2 separate regions of the Homo sapiens genome follow, and region 2 is linked to region 1. The links are chromatin contacts, found by Hi-C in ENCODE. All regions are on one chromosome and are shown on one strand. The core of a region is the stretch at or near the end of the contact, and the rest is flanking DNA. Distances in the headings are between cores, read along the strand shown. Region 1 holds the start of LUC7L2 (LUC7 like 2, pre-mRNA splicing factor). Region 2 holds the start of STMP1 (short transmembrane mitochondrial protein 1).

Evidence for each region. A loop is a pair of places that touch in the nucleus more often than their neighbours do. Pooled maps may share reads with other maps.
Region 2: a loop to region 1 is called in a pooled map, with 7 times the contacts of the local background. The contact joins the promoter of STMP1 here to the promoter of LUC7L2 in region 1. A Hi-C loop is called at or near these places in 4 of 50 pooled maps.

What each region holds. Positions count from the first base shown.
Region 1 is chr7:139,356,793-139,362,410 of GRCh38, forward strand. It overlaps LUC7L2 (LUC7 like 2, pre-mRNA splicing factor), which reads left to right and starts at 3,102. Exons shown (of 10, transcript NM_016019.5): 1 at 3,102-3,530. The coding sequence starts at 3,470. The region is part of intron 2 of FMC1-LUC7L2 (FMC1-LUC7L2 readthrough); the gene reads left to right. RefSeq lists enhancers at 2,237-2,366, 3,087-3,136 and a silencer at 3,367-3,796.
Region 2 is chr7:135,659,836-135,665,453 of GRCh38, forward strand. It overlaps STMP1 (short transmembrane mitochondrial protein 1), which reads left to right and starts at 2,679. Exons shown (of 3, transcript NM_001130929.2): 1 at 2,679-2,759. The coding sequence starts at 2,745. It also overlaps the pseudogene RPL15P11. RefSeq lists silencers at 2,554-2,773, 5,246-5,540 and enhancers at 3,413-3,937, 3,938-4,462.

The DNA.
Region 1 (5,618 bases), core at 1,852-4,351:
GGCTGCATTTGGCCTGTGGACCGTAGCTTGCTGACTCCTGTGCTAAAGGATAAACTTCAGACAAAAAGGAAATGATCCCAGATGGACAGGCAGAGATTTCCGAAGGAATGAAGAGCAAAATAAGTGGTAAATAAAGAACATTGATTATATAAAACTTGGTTTTAAAAAATAAGAGAACTAAAAGACCTGGTAACAAGAGCATATAACTTGGGATGAGAGTAAATGGAGTTAGTGTTCTAGGTTCCTTGTATTACCTCTCTTGGGGGAGGGGAGTATAAAGGTATTGATTAAATTAGACTTTGATACCTTAAGGATACACATTATAACTTCTAGGGTAATCACTGAAAGAATAAAAATATAATAAAATGAAACTTCCACACTACTAGAGTGGAAGAAATTGGAATGATTAAAAATCAGGCAGGAAAGGAGAGAAAAACATGAAATAGATGAGACAAATAGGCAAAAATAAGAGTTTTAAACCCAAACACAGGAGTAATTACATGAATATAAATCATCAATGCTTCCAAGAGTGAACATCACTTAATTCACTCCTCAATTTCACTCCTCAATTTTGATCATTATGTATTGTATAGACTATTTTTAAGCCCCAATTATATGCTGTTTATAAGACATCTAAAATAAAAAAAAGAACTCAAATCTCTTCAACAAAACATAATTATTGGTTTTAGTGTATTTCTTTAAATACACTGTTTTTCAGGGTCAGATCACATTGTGTACATAATAGTGTATCCCTCAAAGACATATTAATTTGCACATTTTTCTATTATTATAAATCAGTTCCCAAAGGATATCCTAGTATTTGGAGTTTGGAATTCAGAGTTCTCTGAATAACTGAAGAGAAGCTATTTTGTGTATTACTAAAGATAACTTGATTCAAAATAATTTTTTTTTTTTTTTTGAGATGGAGTCTCACACTCACCAGGGCTGGAGTGCAATGGCGCGATCTCGGCTCACTGCAACCTCCGCCTCTTGGGTTCAAGCGGTTCTCCTGCCTCAGCCTCCGGTGTAGCTGGGACTACAGGCATGCGCCACCACGCCCAGCTCATTTTTTCTATTTTTAGTAGAGACAGGGTTTCACCATGTTGGCAGGCTGGTCTCAAACTCCCGACCTCGTGATTCGCCCGCCTCGGCCTCCCAAAGTGCTGGGATTCCAGGTGTGAGCCACTGCGTCCGACCTCAAAAATTTTCATTGGCCCAATACGCATTTATTTTTGAGATAGAGTCTTGCTTTGTACCCAGCCTGGAGTGCAGTGGCATAATCTCGGCTTACTGCAACCTCCACTTCCCGGGTTCAAGTGATTCTCCTGCCTCAGCCTCCGAGTAGCTGGGATTACAGGCACGCGCATCCATGCCCGGCTAATTTTTGTATTTTTAGTAGAGATGGAATTTCACCATGTTGGTCAGGCTGGTCTCGAACTCCTGACCTCAAGGTGATCCGCCCGCCTCTGCCTCCCAAAGTACTGGGATTACAGGCATGAGCCATCCCTCCCAGCCGCAATATACATTTAAAGGAATTTTGGGACTATTACTACTATTCATGTTTTTTATTGATCTGCTAATAACAGTTCCAAGGCGATGAGTATACAGTGTTAATGGAACACAAATCTCTATTATTTCCTTTCAAAGTATCCAGGAAGTGCCTGTCTTCTTAAACATTTGATTTTATTAACTCATTCTTCTTACAGTTTTAAATTTCTTTTTAGGCGATGAATATACAGTGTTAATGGAACACAAATCTCTATTATGTCCTTTCAAAGTATCTAGAAAGTGCCTGTCTTCTTAAACATTTGGTTTTATTAACTCATTCATTTTTCTTACAGTTTTAGATTTCTTTTTAAGCAACCTTTCTTCCTGCACACTGACCTATGTCTTACTTAAGGAATTTTTTTTTTTAGAAGTCTCGCTCTGTCGCGCAGGTTGCAGCGCAGTGGCGTCATCTCGACTCACTGCAACCTCCGTCTCCCGGGTTCAAACGATTCTCCTGCCTCAGCCTCCCGAGTAGCTGGGGAGGCGCCCGCCATCACGCCCGGCTAATTTTTATATTTTTAGTAGAGACAGGGTTTCACCATGTTGGCCAGGCTGATCTTGAACTCCTGACCTCAGGCAATCCACCTCCCTTGGCCTCCCAAAGTGCGGGGTTTACAGGCGTGAGCCACCGCGCCCGGCAAGGAATTAATATTTTACTAAAACAGTTTTTAGAAACACCAGGGAAAGGCTCAGGGCTAAGTATTTTATTCCAGTTTGTTCTAACAGCCACGCCATAGCAGACGTGTGACCACCTCCACCAGCCCTACGAGGGGTAGAACTGAAGCCAAGGCCCCAGTCACGGGCCGGGCTTCAGAATCCAGGCTTCCCTGCGGCCAGCGCCGCTGGCTCCCTGCTCCCCGAGATCGCCTCCCCAGTAGCTGAGAATACGCTGAGTTTTTATGGTTTCACATTCAGACTAAGCCGCCCGCGACCTTGTAGGTAAAGATGAATCCGAATGGGTCGGCGCGCCTGTTTCCTAGGGTACTGCTTTCGGGCGCTTTCTCCTGAAGTTGACACTTCCCAGCCGAGGAGCCTTAAAGCCCCACGCAGCGGAAGGAACGCGGCCCCGGCGGCGGCGAGACAGGCCTGCTCCCGGCCGGGAAAGGCGCACGAGAACCAGGACGCGTCCACGCCACTCGGGGCGGGCGTTCGCCCCGAGCACGCCCACCTCAGACGCCAAGGAGGCTGACCGCAGTCCGGTCGACGATGGGCATGGTCTCTACTTACTTTCCGCCCAGGCTAACCTCTAGCGCATTTTGCTAATTTGGGTCTGAATCGCCATCACCGCGGGCAGCGCAGCCTTAGCCGCCAGCCCTACAGCCGGGAGGGAATGTAATGTAAGGTTTGGCGCCTCGGGGCGGATCCGGCTTGCACAGTCAGTTAAGGAACCAGAGTATCGCGAGATCCGGGGTAAAGGGGCGGGAGGAGCGCGCGTGCACGCGCCCAGAGCCGTTAGGGTGGAACTCCACTCGGGCGGGGCGGGCGGAGTGATACAGCTGGACGCCAGTTGGTGGAGCCCCCGCGGGAAACGACTGAGCGCGAGGAGCGTGCGCGCTCCCGTCGTGGCGACGGTGGCGGCGAGCGGCGTCAGAGCTTGAGGGGGGGTTGACGGCTTCTGGCGGGTGGCGGTGTTGAAGGCGAGAGCTTGCTTGGCCCGTGTCGCTTCTGTCCCAAGAACCGGACGGAGAGTGAGGGCACGAGGGTCGCTGTCGGGGGCTGTCGTCTTCCACGTACACGTCGTCGTGAGGAGCGCAGTCCGGACTCTTCCCGCAACCCCTCCGGCTCCCTTTCCGCACGCCTCGAGGCGGCGGCGGCCACCGAGACAGCAGCGCACCTTCCCCCATCCCTTCCCCTTATCCCCCAGCCCAAAAGGGCCCGGTCTGCGCCCCACCCCCGCCCGTCCGCCCGCTACGCCGCCGCCATGTCGGCGCAGGCCCAGATGCGCGCGATGCTGGACCAGTTGATGGGCACCTCCCGGGACGGTAAGTCTCTGCCAGGGCCCTGGGGGTGGGGGAGGGGACGGGGACGGCGAAGGGAAGGGGTTCCGAGGGCGCACCTGGGCGCGCGCGTGTGGCTGAGTAAGGGGCTCCCAGATTGGTAACACGAGGTCCCCGTCCCCCGTCCCATCCAATCAGGGCTCGGCAGGCGGGCAGGGGGGGCGGTGACCATGCGGATTGGCGGGAACTGCTGCCAATGGGGTGAGGCGGGGCCTGGAGGCAGAAAGGAGAGTTTGTGCTTTTAATGTTGACTTGGCTGAGACGGGAGAGCCCGCGTCTCTGTTGCGTAGTTGGGGGGCCCGTTTTGTCGCTGGTTAGGTACCTGCGGAAAGCTAAGGCCTCCACCCCCGATATAATTCCTTAACCCAGAGCTTTGGGATCATCCCTCGCCGCCGTCCTCCAGAGTACCTAGAGAGAAGCTTCCCCCTCCTCTTCCTGGGTCAGGAGGAAACCTTTATTACTAACCCAGTCTCAGAGATGCACCCTCGAGCCCCACAGAAACAACCATTTTTATGGAAAATCTGACCCAAACCATGGTTTCTTAAGTGGGTGTGTTTGGCCCCATTTTGTGAGAAGGAACATGTTATGGCCTGTTTTTCCGAGAGACCTCCATTTTGTTAGACAATTTAATAGAGGCTTTGTTCAGTAAATATTGACAAATGTTGCATGTCCCTAACAGAACGATTTTGAAAATTTGGTACCCAGTGAAGTAGAATAGAGGAGAACAAAGATCCTTTCAGGCGTTTAGTTTAGAATCTGTATAGAGAGCCCTTAATTGCTGGATTATCCTTTGTCATAAAGAGAATTTCTAAATAAAATGATGAAATGCTGTTGCTTTTTTGGTGATGTTAATTAGTAATGTACTCTCAAATTCAACTTAAATACATTCAAATATGTAGGAAAGGTCTAGTTCATTACTTTCTTAACACAGCAAAATCCTTGGTAGTTTTTATGTGTTGCTTCTTTAGGCAGATAGTTTCTTAGCCACTAAGGAAATGCTTTTTTTCTTGAGAAGTTATTTAAGTGTATTGATTTAAGAGAAAAGGCACGTCTTAAATTTAGTTTTTAAGTTACTCTTTTAATTTACATGAGTGCTTTACAGCAAAATATGAGTAAATTTTAAAAATTTTATTGCATTCAAATCTTTCAGCAGTGCGTAGAGTGGCTTTTCAGTGTTCACATTTTCAGTTTTAATAAAAACCCATATTGGGAACTTTTATTTGTAGAATATATAGACAAATAGGTGTAGATGGCAAACCTACTTGTGGTTGTGTAGAGAGGAAAGATTGGGAAGGAAATGAGTTTTGTATGGAAAGTTAACATTAACTTAAAATGCCACTGGAGAAACTTTTAACTGTTATCATTTCTCACGTTTAGATAAGAATGGTTACTTTATCACTGCAGCATGTCTTAACATTCCTCCTTTTCCAACATGAGAGAGGGTATTGGGAACGGGTTTCATTGGATCCTAGCTAACAGAATAACTAATCTGTGTAATAAAATTAAGTTATTTAAGACGTGCTTTACATGATCCTTTTAATCCTTGATGGATACCATTTTTGGGATCTTCTTCATGGATTGGATTTCTTAGTTTTACTGGGAGGGTAGTTGGATCAAGGTAAACCATCTCCTGATAAGTTTCTGAATTAGGCAGCCCGTCTAGTATTGCAAAGCTAAATTTAAATATATATATTTCTGTGTGTGTAGTCAGCAGAAACATGGATTTCTTAAAATCCACTTTGTGTATTTTTTTATGTGTCTGTTACTGGATTTTTTTTTTTAACCTTCAGACTTAGAGGATTTATGATCGAACTCATATTTACGAGTCCACAGTATTGTTTAGCTGAAATGACTGGATTTTCACTGCTGTATTGGGTTAGAAGTAAAAAATATACTACTTTCAAGGAAAAATAATTGAGTGGAGTTTTTTTTAGATATCAAAATTAATTCTATATATGCAAAATAATCAGAACATTCTTTTTTTTCTTACCATTTAATGAGTTTATATATATCATTTTATGATTCAGGACTTTTAATAATTAGGATTGTTCTTTTTTAGCATACAGTCAACTT
Region 2 (5,618 bases), core at 1,429-3,928, 3.7 Mb before region 1:
CCTCTTTTTGGCCAAAGGGACTCCAGAAAGACCTTAAAACTGAGTTCCCAGACATGATGGTACGGGAGGTCAGACATGCCTCGTTATATCCCCTCTCCTTTGCAGTTTAAATGCAACAACTGATCAGCATTAATGTTAAAACACAGACCAGGGGGAGTAAGCTCTTTCCTTTCTGTCTGGCAGCAGCCATCAGGTAAGCCAAAATGGATGCATACAAGTACATCCAGGAGCAATGGAGGAAGAAGCAGTCTGATGTCATGCGCTTTCTTCTGAGGGTCTGCTGCTGGCAGTACTGCCAGCTATCTGCTGTCCACGGGGCTCCCTGCCCCACCTGGCCTGATAAAGCACGCCAGCTGGGCTACAAGGCCAAGCAAGGTTACATTATATATAGGATTCATGTTCACCATGGTGGTCAAAAATGCCCAATTCCTAAGGGTGCAACTTATGGCAAGCCTGTCCATCATGGTGTTAACCAGCTGAAGTTTGCTCGAAGCCTTCAGTCCATTGCAGAGGAGCGAGTTGGACACAACTGTGGGGCTCTAAGAGTCCTGAATTCTTACTGGGTTGGTGAAGATTCCACATACAGATTTTTTGAGGTTATCCTCATTGATCCATTCTATGAAGTTATCAGAAGAAATCCTGACACCCAGTCGATCACCAAACCAGTCCACAAGCAGAGGGAGATGTGTGGGCTGACATCTGCAGGCCAAAGGAGCTGTGGCCTTGGAAAGTGCCATAAGTTCCACCACACTATTGATGGTTCTTGCTGGGCAGCTTGGAGAAGGCGTGATACTCTCCAGCTCCACCGTTACCACTAATATAAGTAAAGTTTGGGCCAGGCGTGGTGGCTCACGCCTGTAATCCCAGCACTTTGGGAGGCCGAGGCGGGCGGATCACAAGGTCAGGAGATCGAGACCATCCTGGCTAACACGTTGAAACCTCGTCTCTACTAAAAATACAGAAAATTAGCCGGGCGTGGTGGCGGGCGCCTGTAGTCCCAGCTACTCGGGAGGCTGAGGCAGGAGAATGGCGTGAACCCGGGAGGCGGAGCTTGCAGTGAGCCGAGACTGCGCCACTGCACTCCAGCCTGGGTGACAGAGCGAGACTCCGTCTCAAAAAAAAAAAAAAGTTTGTAAAATTCGTACCTAATAATTTAGGACAGTCATGTCTGCTTACAGGTGTTATTTGTCTGTTAAAACTAGTCTGCAGATTGTTTCATGAATGCTTTGTCAAATTATGAAAATTAAAGTGCAATAATTTTTGAAGACAATAAGGGATGGTGTATCTTGTTTCTAATAAGATGAACTTTTTTTGTCTTTGCTTTATCTTATTAGGGAGTTATATATCTTATTAGGGAGTTAGTGTTTAAAACATACTGTGTGGTATAATAGGCTTAAAATAAATTCTTTAAAAGAGAAAGAGAGAAAAAAACACACACATACACAGACCGGAAGACTGACAGAACAGACTCTTTGTGGCGATGATACAAATTGTCAACAGGACCTATGGCCATCCCAGGCAAGAAACCCAGCTAGGCCAGTGAAACTGAGAGCCAACCTGATGAGGCCTGCCAAATGCAACTTCTCTCACTTGTTTTTAGTCACCTGCTTTTAGTGGATTAAAAAACCCACATAGCTAAAGTCACAGAGCTAAACAATATATATCTAAGCTCCCACTATCTTCCTTATGGATAACATCTCTGACATCTGGGTTGCTTGATAAAGGTTTCTTGTTTTTCAGGAAGTTGGGGTCAGTTCTTGTACAGTTTAAACCACCAACCTCTCAACTGGGCCTGCATGAAAGCCCGATGGGTGTCCTTCTGACATTAGAGGGCCAAAACCTCCACACTCAGATCATGCTAAGGATGTCATTTTGTGACCATGTATCCTATAAAGAGCCATGAAGCTTGACTACCTCGCGCAGATAACCCATTGCCAAACTTTTCCTTACCTTCAACCGCCTTTCCCCACACCTCAGACCACCCTGCTCCTCTATCCCATAAATATCCCTAAAACCCATCTTTGGGGAGGCAGATTTGAGATCTGTTCTCCCGTCTCCTCGGCTGGCTGCCTGGTGAATAAACCTTTTCTCTGCTACAAAACTCATCATCTCAGTGACTGGCGTGCGGCACACGGCAGCATGGGCCCCATACGGTACCCAGCCTCTACCTTGATTACACAACACCTGATTACACAACGCTGATTACACAGCACACCTGCGGAGCTTTGAGAGCTACAAGCCTCCTTTCCTCCCCGCAAAGTCCAGCTGGGCCCAAGTAGAGGATGCTGCAAAAGCCCCCACGATTCAGCTGCGAACCTAGGGATGGGACCCGCTGCTCATGCCGTCCTTCTAGGTTAGAGAGCCCTAAACTGGGCTGTGTATCAGAATAGTCCGCGTGCTGAGAATAATATAGATTCCTGGGCCTCGGCCCAGGTTTACAGAGGCGGGATGCTCAAGGATGCCCAGCCAGGCTCGGGACTTGCTCTTCGCAAGTCCTGTCGCGCGCTCGCTGCCCCGCCGGTTCAGGCGGTGAGGCCAACGCGCTCCGCCAGGGGGAACCTGGGCGCTGCGACACTGCAAGTCGTTTCCGGGCGCGGGCTGAGTGGGAGGAGCGGGGCGGGGCGTGGCGTGACCCGGAAGTCGACGAGGGGTTCCGCCCCCCCCGCGCATGGGGAGGTAGGCTCGGACCGGCCCGCGGAGCTGCTGCAGTCCTTCGCGCCCTCCTCGCCCTCCCCACCGACATCATGCTCCAGTTCCTGGTGAGTGGAGCTGCCGAAGAGCGGGGCCCGCTGCCTGGGGCGTGCCTCGGACCCCATTTCCCCCTTGAGGATTGCCGACCCCGCCGACCCGGCCTGGGCGTGGGTCCAGCGGTCCCTTCGTCCCCCGCGCCTGGTCGTCGCCTCGCAGGGCGGCCGTTTTCTTCCTGCCTCCCCAGAAAATCCCTTTGCCAATATTTTTCTGCAGCCATCCAAGTCCCTAAAACTTTGAGGTGTCAGAGAGTGTGCGTTTCCAGAGCTTCTTATTGTGTGCCGCGCCCCGCGCTCATTGTGCAATCTTTGTATTAAAGCTTGTGTGGTCCTTGATGACTTTTCGTAGTCCGCCCCCCTTTCTTTCTGCGCTCCTGTTCCATTACATGGTCGCCGGCCGGTCCCTGCTGTGGAGCCCTGCTAGTTGGCTTTTCTGAGGAGGTAGGAAGGCCAGGAATAAACCGTAAATTAGCCACCTCACGAAGTCCGAGAGGCTAAGTCCTCATCAGACCTTTCAGAGTTGGAGGAATGAGTCAGACACTGGTATACAAGTAATTTTTCCCAAAATGTGTAAGCATGAGTAAGCAGACTATTTCTCTTGGCTCCTTATTTGAGTTAAAAACGAGTTTTCTGGCAAAACTCGGTATATTTCAAAAATTGCTTGGTGAAGGTTCCAGGAGTTGCTCATCAAATTTTCAAGTGAAAGTTTTTCTGCCAAGCTATTGTGCATTCAAAACTTGATGCTTTCAACCTCTATTTTTTTTTATTTTTTATTTTTTTTGAGACGGAGTCTCGCTGTGTCGTCAGGCTGGAGTGCAGTGGCGCAATCTGGGCTCACTGGAACCTCCGCCTCCCGGGTTCAACCGATTCTCCCTCCTCGGCCTCCGGAGTAGCTGGGATTACAGGCGCGCACCAGGATGCTCAGCTAATTTTTGTATTTTTAGTAGAGACGGGTTTCACCAAGTTGGCCAGGCTGGTCTCGAACTCCTGACCTCAAGTGATCAACCCACCTCAGCCTACGAAAGTGCTGGGATTACAGGCGTGAGCCACTGCTCCCGGCTCAAATGCTGTATCTTTTTTTGTTGTTTGTTTTAACGGAGTCCCGCTCTGTCGCCAGGCTGGAGTGCAGTAGTGCGATCTCGGCTCACTGCAGCCTCCGCTTCCTGGGTTTAAGCGATTCTCCTGCCTCAGCCTCCCGAGTAGCTGGTGCGCGCCAGCAGGCCCAGTTAATTTTTGTATTTTTAGTAGAGACGGGGTTTCACCCCGTTGGCCGGGATGGTCTCGATCTCCTGACCTCGGGATCTGCCTGCCTCAGCCTCCCAAAGTGCTGGGATTACAGGCGTGAGCCTCCGCGCCCGGCCCCAAATGCTGTATCTTTATCAAAGAGATTAAAACACAAAATGCACCCCTTTTGTCCTTTTGAAAGATGGTAATGGATTGTTAAATCCAATTAGTCAAAAGAGTGTCCTTAATCTGCCCAGCTAAGACAGGGCTGCTCCTTTGCCTCTAGGAGTTTCTGTAGTGTCCTAACTAGATGTTAGTTTAGGAGTTCAGAATAATGACAGTCATTTTCTTGTAGTAAACACTAGATTAAAAGCGGTATCACTTAGCTCCAGAGTATAGAATGATGTAATTGAGCTGCTTACTATATCTGTTGCTCATTGATAAACTGAGAGGACATGATTCAATTACAGTTAACTTTCTAAGTGGTTTTGCAGAATGAGTCTATTTGGTTTTGCAATAAACTTTTACTGTGTGTTAATTTTTTTTTTTTTTTTTTTTTTTTGAGACAAGGTTTCTCTTTGTCACCTAGGCTAGAGTCCAGTGGCACAATCATGGCTCAGTGCAGTCTTTAATTCCTGGCCTCAAGCAGCCTTCCCACCTCAGCCTCTTTAGTAGTAGCTAGGACTACAGGCCCGCACTACCACCCGTGACTAATTTTAAAATTTTTTTTTTGTAGAGACAGGTCTTGCCTAGGCCTCCCACAGTGTTGGGATTACAGGCATGAGCCACCACTGTGCCTGGTCAGATTCTGATTTGAGAATTCAGAATTCTCAGTATTTAAGGAGAGATGCTAAAGCTGTCAATTATATTCCTAGCTCAGAAGTAACTGAACACTGATGTTCTCTCACCCTCTGGTCTTCCACCTCATTGCTTTTTTTTTTAAATAAGTGGATAGCATTACTTTTCACATTGATTCCACCTCTGTCAAATGAGCCACTGACTCTAAAGTTGAGCAAGTATTTCTCTTTGTGTGCAGTCATTTCATCTATTAAAAAATGACCATCATGTTCTAGTGTTTAAGAGATTAAACTTCAGAGTCAGACTTCTCAGTTTGAACTCTGCCTCCCATCATTTTCAAGCTGTGGTAGCGTGGGTGGGCTATTGAAATTTTCTGTGCTCCCATTTCCACATCTGAAAATGCAAACCCACCTCACAGTTTTGTTGTGAGGATTAAAAATGAGTTAACACATTAAAGAACTTAAAAACAGGAGCACTCAACAAGGATTCAGATAGTGTTCAGTTTTTCTTTTGCAGGGTTCATTTGAACCCTGATTGAGTTTCTTCTCAAGTGGGGATTAGCTTCTCTCAGAAGGGTAGGTGATAGGAAAGGTTTAGAAGTGATGAAACAGTCACAAGTTAAGCAGTGCGTTGTCATTACACATTTTGGAACCGTCTAAGATGTTTCTCCTACAGTTGTGATTTGTGGACAGTTTGAAAACCACTGCACTTGCTTGTGTTGGTGATAACGTCCTTCCATTATTCATATTCCTCCTCAGATTAAAATATTCTCCCTTTGTCCCTATCTTGAAGAGACCTTGTTCCTGTGATTTTCCCCTTTTCTTTTACTGCAGTTTTTCCCCTTTATTA